2 separate regions of the Homo sapiens genome follow, and region 2 is linked to region 1. The links are chromatin loops, found by intact Hi-C in ENCODE. Cell type or tissue: K562. All regions are shown on one strand. Each heading gives the region's core, and the rest is flanking DNA. Links, peaks and the distances in the headings are about the cores only.

Region 1 (4,402 bases), core at 217-4,216:
GAATTCTATTAACTTGCCATTACTAATTTTTGATTTTAAACATAGCTATGTCAGGTTGTCAAAATATAAATTTTTATTATAAAAGATTATACTTATTGGGGGTAGAGAGGACAAAATCCTGGCTTCCCAAATATAGGGGACACTTGAACAGCATCAATTTCTGCAAATGCTCTTATGTTGTGGCCAATTATACAGGACAAAGTTTATGCAGACCATGACTTTTTGCAGTTGTTGGAGGTAACCAGTTTTCTCTGCTTTCTGAGACATGTGCTAAGATCGCCAATGAATTACTGAAGAGTTTTCATTTCTCTGTGTAATACATACATTGTTTTACATAAACTCAATTTCACCTTTCTGGTCTATTTCCTCTTTTAAGTATAACAGGAATTTGTGAGCCTCCCAACCCTTTCCTAGGGGCGGATGTTTTAAACAACATGAGGCAATCCAGAAGTTTGGCCTTACCATCTCTCCTGCAGATATCCCTCTGCTGTCTCTGGCATTCTGGGTTTCTTGGCTGCCACAGTAGCCTCTGTTTCTTAACATCTCCAGGGACTGTCTTCTCTTGGTGCTGGAGAGAATGTAATGAAGAAGCCTCCTTCCTTTACTTTTCCCTTATTCCCTTGACACTTCAGCCTCTTCAATGGGAAAACATCAGATGTCATGGAATATATAATGTGTATCAAAAAGCAGTAATAATGATAACAGGAACATTAATACAAACACTTATTGAGCACCTACTGTATACCATTAACTAACACACAGACTGCCTCTGCATGTCACGGCCTGCTGGCTGAGTCCTGCCCCCATAGTGTCAAGCTCTTGTCATATGGCCCTTCCCAGGCAGCCCTTCCTGTTGTTGGGTTCTGGTAACCACTCCCTCCCTTACTCCACTTCAGGCCTTGGGGTGGTAACACCTGCTCTACCAGCCCCAGATATTTCACTAACCCCTTGTGATCTCTCGTTTTTATTAAAATTTCCTTCAATTTTCCTGTTACGAGCATGCCACTTATTTCCTGCCGAAGCCCTAACTGATGCAGTCCCTTGGGTGTTCCCCCATTCCTGACCTGGTTCCACCTGAGTTCACACCCATGCCTCATCTGGCTCATGGCCAAACTCAAGTTGACTGTGAGCCCGGCATGGTGGCTCACGCCTATAATCCCAGCACTTTGGGAGGCCGAGGCAGGCGGATCACTTGAGGAGAGGAAATTCTTTAATTAGCAGAACTCTGGTTAACACCTGCAGAAAATCTCGTCTTCATTATTGTGCCTAAAATCATCAGGTTCAGATTCTTTTCTACTCTGCCTGGAGGGTCTGGCAGCATGAACAAAAGACCGTAGTAGCTTTAGTGGCCTCCTGGAGAACATTACCAACTGTCACTGAATTACTTTGATTCCGAATTTGGGGAGTTGCTCTCCCACTCATCCTCATTCATAAATGAATTGGGATTCATAGTCTTGCTTCTTTGGATTTATGTTTCCGCTTTATCTTTTCCTCCAAAATTCTAAATATAGGAGTAAATACAGAGTCCTAGGGATGACCTTCAGGGAGGTGCCTAATATAGTTTTTGAAGGGCCAGGAAGTCTTCTTGCAGGAAGTGACAGGGGTTGGCCAAGTCAGGAAAGGATTTTCTAGGTGGAGGGAACAGTGTGTGCAAAGGCACAGAGGCAGGCAAATGCATGAGCAATTTGGAGAAATGCAAGACTGCATGGTTCCCAGGGCTTATCCTGTACAAACATCCTCAGGTATTAAGGATGAGAGATCAGGTGTGTTGTTATTAAGGCCACATTGGTTGTGTATTGCTAGCATGTATTGCAGTTGATTAGTGCCTGGGGTGAGCAACCATCCCAATTTGCCCAGGAGTGTCCCAGTTTTAACACTGAGATTCCCATGTCCCAGAAAAGCCCTTAGTTCCAGACAAACTAAGGCCATTGATCACTGTATATTGTTACAGCAGTTGTTAAATATTTTGGACATCACCCCTGCCTTTAATATATGTGCAATCATATATATAATGTATTACATACACACACACACACATTCTTGAGTCCTTATTTTACAAGGTTATAGCTTTACATACTCTTCTTTTAGTTTTGAGCAGGATTTCTACCTAGATACTGCATTCTCATGTATCATCTAAGATGACCTCCTCTCCCCTTGACAGTGTAAAGTATTTTTCCATACATGTAGTCTCTGAGGCATCTTGAACTTTCCTTTCCTGCTATCAGATGAGCTCCCCTCAAGGATCTTTGAAGAACTCTCTTCAGACTTTTCTGCTTAGAGGAAATTCCTTTTTAGCCTCAAAAGATAGCTGGCTGTATTAAAAGAAGTGCTGCTATGACTGGAATGTTTGAAGATTGCTCCAGAAATTGTGGCTTCGTTTTAGTTTTAATTTTAGTTTCTGAATTACGTATTTAATATAGACCAATTTGCAAGAATAGCAGATATCCCAGCTGATTTCTGTAGCAGGCAGAAGTGTTCTTCCTATCTGCTGTTCTCTGAGCCAAACAGCTGTGCTTTGAATCTGCTCCCCGGGCAGCTGCCTTATGCTGTGACCCTCCCAGCACACTTCCTGCTTGATTGCCACACCTGGAAGCCCAGAATGTCACTGGACTGACTGAAGCAGGCAATGCATACCACAGAGAAGTCTGTCATTGCTCCTTCTTACACATGTCTGAAACTTACAGACATCGTAAATGATTTGCCAAAATTTAAATGTCTACATAGAATTGTGGTAGGCCTGCTTAATGGTAAATGCATATTCTATGTTTGAAAAATGTTTCACTTTGTTGTAGGCCGAAGCATTAATCTGTAACTCTATGAGTTCTGGTAACTTATCTCCAAGCTTGCTAAGTTGTTGTCATTATTATTATTATTATTATTATTATTATTATTATTATTATTATTGTTTTGCTGGAAAATCAGCTTTGGAAACACAGCAGGATGAATAACGGCCCAAGTTCATGTCCCAAGGAATTCATGCTCCACTGTTGTCCCCAGAGTCACATTTCCCATGTCTTAGCCTTTGCCAAATCCATACCAACAAAAAAAAGCTATACAGTTTCCTCTACTTTGGTCTGTTATGTCTGCTAATTATTTACTAGTTAATTCACCAAATATTCATGAAACTCTCCCATGTGGCAGACACTGACAGGAACATCCCCACCCCTGCTGTCCAAATGTTGGTGGCAATTCCAGACCACCTTGGGAGGCTTGTATTTTGGGGAATATACGAGTCAACCCACATTACATATTTCCAAGTTCCATCCCTATTTTTCAGTGTTTTTGAGGAGGAAATCTAAATACAGTACCTCAGATCATGAAAAAATTACTTTCTTTCCATTGGAGTGGTATATTTTTAGAGTTTAAAAGGGATTTGGCAAACCTGTGGTCATACTCTTTCAAGGCTGTCTTTTTCTCTTCATTTACATGGACTTTTACCTATCTGTGGTTATTTGCCTCTCTGCTTTTCCCTATTATTCCTGGAAGGCAGGGCTGGGTCATATTAATTGTAGAATTCCCAACATTTGGTTAGGTGTGCAAAAGATGCTAAAAAGTCGATTGGAAAACAATTGCATGAATCACTTACCCCAGAGAGGTAAGTGATCTGTTTAAAGTCAAAAACTAATTGGTGATTTCTGTGTGTACCCCAGTAACGTGTAATTAGGACCATATAAGCCCAGTAATGAGAAGGCTCAAAGTCAGCCCAACCAAGACTGGGTGAAAGGCATGAGTCAGACAGACACGCAAGTCTGGACAGACAAGCCAAGTGAACATGAATTATTGCCTCCTTATAATAAAAGGACCTGAAAAATTGAGGATTTATGGGTGGAGTTGAATGAAATGAAAAGCAAATAAATGCCTGGTCTAATCTGTGAAAGAAGCAGGAAGAATCTTGAAGAAAACTGATACTCTGCATTTTTTTAATCAGAAGGTTAAGGAGAGGAATCTGCTAATCTGAAAAAAATTTTGATATGATGCCATTTTTGAAACAAAATCATATATACATAAAACAAATTGTGTAAGGGTAAAATCATATATACATAAAATCACATATACATAAAACAAATTGTGTATTAGTCCGTTCTCACACTACTATAAAGATATACTGGGTAATTTATAAAGAAAAGAGGTTTAATCATCTCATGGTTCTATGGACGATACAGGCTTCTGCTTCTGAGGAGGCCTCAGGAAACTTACAATCATGGCAGAAGGTGAAGGGGAAGCAGGCACATCTTCACGTGAATGGCAAGGGGTGGGGTTGGGGGAGGAGGTGCTAACACATTTTTAAACAAGCAGCACTAGGGGGATGGTACTAAACCATTAGAAACCACCCCCGTGATGTCAGTATATGTATTAAATTTTTAATAGAGATTGTCTTGGGGATAGAATTATTAAGTACTTT
Region 2 (4,350 bases), core at 1-4,000, 84 kb after region 1:
TATTGTGTAAATAGAACAGCTCCCAAATCAAACAATAGCAGGTGGAGTTGCCCATGTGGAATGTGAATTTGTAGGCTGTATTGGCACTATGTAGGGCCTACAAGCAGGTTCAATTAGAGACAATAAATGTATTTATTCATTCAATCATCCACTTCTTTTAAAAAAGCAATCCATTCATTTTCTGCTCTGTGGTGAGCTTTTTGCTATCTGCTTAAATTTTGAAAATAGTAAGTATATGGGGTTGCTTGGCAAGTAACCAATAATGTAGCTATCTGGGAAGAAACACATACACAAAAAATTGTATTTTAGTCCGCAGTAAATAATACCCCCTGCTCACACGCACACACAATGACTAGAAGAGTCATAATTCCCTCACATTGAATCTCTAATGGGAAAGAGAAATACAAAAGAAAAAAAAAAGCAGCAGTCAAAAGTGCCGGGTTCTCAGCTGCCCTTTTCAGAAGATGAATATGAGTTTGGGACAAGGGACACACAGGCAATAGCTGAATGTACAAATTCAAATTTGCTAGTTCTTGAGCTTCAGTCTCCTCTCAATCCCTTTATTGATATAATGCAGGTGTTCCAGTGCTGCCGTTCTCATTGCTTTCTGCAAAATGGAGGAGGCAACATTCATTTTAAAAAAGCCCCCAGGTACATGATGCAGATAACAGCTCAGTGAATGAAAATATACCACGAGGACAGAAAGTTTAAGTAGTGAGCAAGCTCATTATCTGAACAAGCTCTGTTAACACACACCCTCTTTTAATTGTGTTAAGTGGGGAAAAGGTAATGCTAAAAGAAAAATTTCCTAACTAGTAATAAATTTTACCTCTAATGTTGTCTATAATGCCAATAATACAAGAAAACATCCCCAAATCCCTGCTTATATTTTAAGATCAAGTAATGTTTTATTATTTAGTTTAGGGAAGGTTTACAGGCTCTGGTTACCTTTATCTGAGGAATACTAAACTTGCAATGCTTTTAGAATTAGGAGTTTCTCAGGCACCCTTTGTAAACATTTCTGGGTTGCTCCTGGATTTTAAGACTCCATCAACCAATATTTAATGTCCTTTTAGGATCCGGATGTTTGCATAGTTAAGCACTGCATGAAGGAAGAAAGAATAAGGAAGGAGAAAGGCAACCTGCAGGCAATTTAGTTTGCCTGTTTCTATTTTCAGTGTAAACAAAGAGCTGTGCCTAATACAAAGGCTTGCTATTCTCTTCTGCTCTCTTTATGAGTTTCCTGAGTTTATTGTGGATTTTACTTTCCTTACACAAAGAGGGCTCCTGAGATCTCCTTGCCATTTTCTTTCCATCTTGCTTCATTAATTCCACCCGTGTCTGACCCCAGGGAAAGACTCTGAGAAACTCTCTCCTCCCTCTCCTCTGGGGTGGAGGAAGCAGCTTCCAGGAGGAAGGAGAATGCAGGCTGCAGCTCACTCCGCCAGCCCTTCTTTCTGAGGGTCCTAGATATTTGCTGTCCCAGATGCCCTCTCCCAGCCGCTGCTGTGGCTCCTCAGGCAGCAGTCTCCTTCGCTGTCTTCTCTCTTCTTCCCCAGCATCTCTCATGCTCATTCTCCCAGCCCCAACCAATAGTGAAGCTACACGGATCTAATACATTTAGGTCAGTTTTTCAAAGAGCACTCTTAAGCTGTTATAGTCATAAAAATTCTAGGTGACCTGCTACATTCTAATTCACTTTGTTCTATACACATGCACTTCTTGCCCCCTCTTCACTATCTGTATTTTTTCCTGTTGTTACCTTTATCAATAGCTCATGTGGGGCTGGGTACCGTGGCTGACGCCTGTGATTCCAGCACTTTGGGAGGCCATGGCGGGCAGATCACATGAGGCCAGGAATTCGAGACCAGTCTGGCCAACATGGTGAAACCCCGTCTCTAATAAAAATATAAAAATTAGCCAGGCGTGGTGGTGCACATCTGTAAATCCAGCTACGTGGGAGGCGGAGGCAGGAGAATCGCTTGAACCCAGGAGGCGGAGGTTGCAGTGAGCCGAGATCAGGCCACTGCACTCCAGCCTGGGAGACAGAGCAAGACTCTGTCTCAAAAAAAAAAAAATGCTCATGTGGACCCTCCAGATGAGCACAATTTCCCCCTCAAAACACATAACTTCATGAGAGTTAAGAAATGAGAAAAGGAGTAGGACATGTTTCTATTCTCTTTTCTTCCCTAGCTTGTGTACCTCAGTATGCATGCAAATGCCAAACCAGACTTTCTGAACATTTTATTTTTTCAAACATTATTTTCTGAACCATCAACTGATCATATTTTTCCAAATCCCATATTGGAACACATGCTCTGAGAAATACAGGTGTACTCCTGGGCTGAACCAAGTCGAGTATGCAAATATACCACTACCCTGAACCATCCAGAATGTTTTCTGTTCTTGTACTTCATGTTCTCATAAAAGTTGAAAAATTGGATTCCCTTCATCTGTCTATGTCTGAGAAGCTTCATCAGTAAAATGAGGTGGGGGGGATTAGATAAATCTCTGGAGCCTCTCCTAGTCATAAAATTGAATGAGCATTTTATTCCAAAGGTCACTAGTGACAGAGACAAATGACGAGGTGTCAAACTAGAGACCATCCACAGTGATCAGTAGATCCACAGACTAATTGTTCCCTGGTTGGAGACAGAGCTCTGCTCACCCTTGTCTTGGGAGTGCTCAGCAAGTCCCGGAGGTGAAGCTTCTCAAAGCACCCTCTGCCTTGCCCATAGCAAGCATTTTCCACTTTTGACCTTGGGGCTAAGCTACATCATTGCCATCTTTACGTTTCTACTCAGCTGAGCTTGTGAATCACTAATTGTCTTTCCTGGTGCTTTTCCTGGTTGGACTTAAGTCAGTGGATCAAGTAATTGTCTTTTGAATGTGGTCTTTGGTTCTATGACAGCCTTTCCCTCCTCTGCCCTTCACCTCAGTGGTCACAGCATTGATGGCTGTAACAGAACTGAACACAGTTTTTTTTGTGGAATAGACTTCTGAGTGTTTCGGCAAGTCTGCTGTTCTAAAACAACCCTCCCTAAAGGACGATAGAAGATGTCCTTTCTGTGCTTTTAACTAGGTTGTTCTTTGTCCAGTCCTGGAGGATGGCATGGCCTGTGCTCTGGCTATTCACAGTGTAATCCAGCAGTGCATTTCCCTTTACTCCTCCCACTTTTCCTGGATGCCTACTCCATCTATTTTTGTGTTTTTCTGTTTGTTTTGGTTTTGTTTTGTTTTGCCTGAGAAAATTAGAAATCCTTGAGAGGAAATGCAAAAGTTTGAATCCAGGACTACTTCCTAATCAATGCTCAATGCCAGTCGATCGGTCCACCCTTGGCAAGTGTAGGTGTGCCTTTCCAGGTAGCTCATTGAAAGGGGCACTTCTTTGTAGCAGGCCCGTGGACTTGATTGGCATGTGTGTGACACTTTGTGGCACTCATGGGTTTGTGCTAGACTTTATTAGGTTCCATAGTCCTGTAGGCTCTGAACTCTAAAAGAATGTGTGAGTTACAGAAAAGATTCCACACTGGTCATAAAAGAACCAAATGCTAAAGATGCAAAGATAGTAAAATAGGTATATGAGTCCATTATATATAGGAAGGTGATTCCAAGAATGAAACTACCACATAGGGGGCGGAGAGACAACAGTCATGGGGAAAGTGCTTGGATTTGTGGCGTAGGGGATTCATCAAATTTCAGTCCTGCTATGTAATCTTGGACAACTTGTTTAATTTTCTGAACCTCAGGTTACTTATCTGTAACATGTAAATGACAGTATGCCTCACATATTTATTTTGAGGATAAAAAGAGTTAATAGATATAAAATCACTGGCATAGTGTCCTGCCTATAAGTAAATAACTAAGTAATAGTGATTCCTCCCTCCCTTTCCACTACTTTGTTTTCAGTCAGGGAGCATCCCTAGTTCTAAAAATCAGAATGTACCAACCATCTGGTCTGAGACCAGCTATTCGACACCAAATTGTGTTTTCTGAAGTCCTGGCAAAATAGAATTTTCAAAAGTTAGCCTCTGCCTCAACTGGTTATCTAAATTGATGCAATAGTACCTCCCATTTTAACCGAAAGGATTTATGGAGAGAAGGTATCTATGGCTCTGAAATGAGCTCTTCTGTGCAATTATGATCAGATCTTGTATCTGATCTATGTGTTTAGGTCCTTTGCCTAGAAGATAACATTAATCACATCAGTTGAGTTTGACAAATATTTATGAAGTGACTTTTATTTTCTGGTGTGTATGAGGAGAGAGCATGGAAAGATAACCTAAGAGGCACCAACTGACCCACGACATAGGGGAGACCAATAGGTAAACAAGAAATGTTTGTAGTAGG

Evidence for each region. Peaks named below come from ENCODE experiments on the same cell type or tissue, not always from the same donor. Only the 100,000 strongest peaks of a DNase experiment are listed, where the experiment ranks them.
Region 2: it touches region 1 in a loop (2.3-fold over the local background); 1 of 110 quality-filtered maps calls a loop at or near these places.

Annotation. Positions count from the first base shown.
Region 1 is chr4:173,119,357-173,123,758 of GRCh38, reverse strand. No RefSeq gene overlaps it. Among named protein-coding and RNA genes, the nearest start is that of GALNT7, 47 kb to the left of the region's middle. In K562, for the core only: no CTCF peak of the experiment used is centred there; a DNase peak (open chromatin) is centred at 2,548.
Region 2 is chr4:173,035,476-173,039,825 of GRCh38, reverse strand. The region is part of intron 12 of GALNTL6 (polypeptide N-acetylgalactosaminyltransferase like 6); the gene reads right to left. Among named protein-coding and RNA genes, the nearest start is that of GALNT7, 130 kb to the left of the region's middle. In K562, for the core only: no CTCF peak of the experiment used is centred there; no DNase peak of the experiment used is centred there.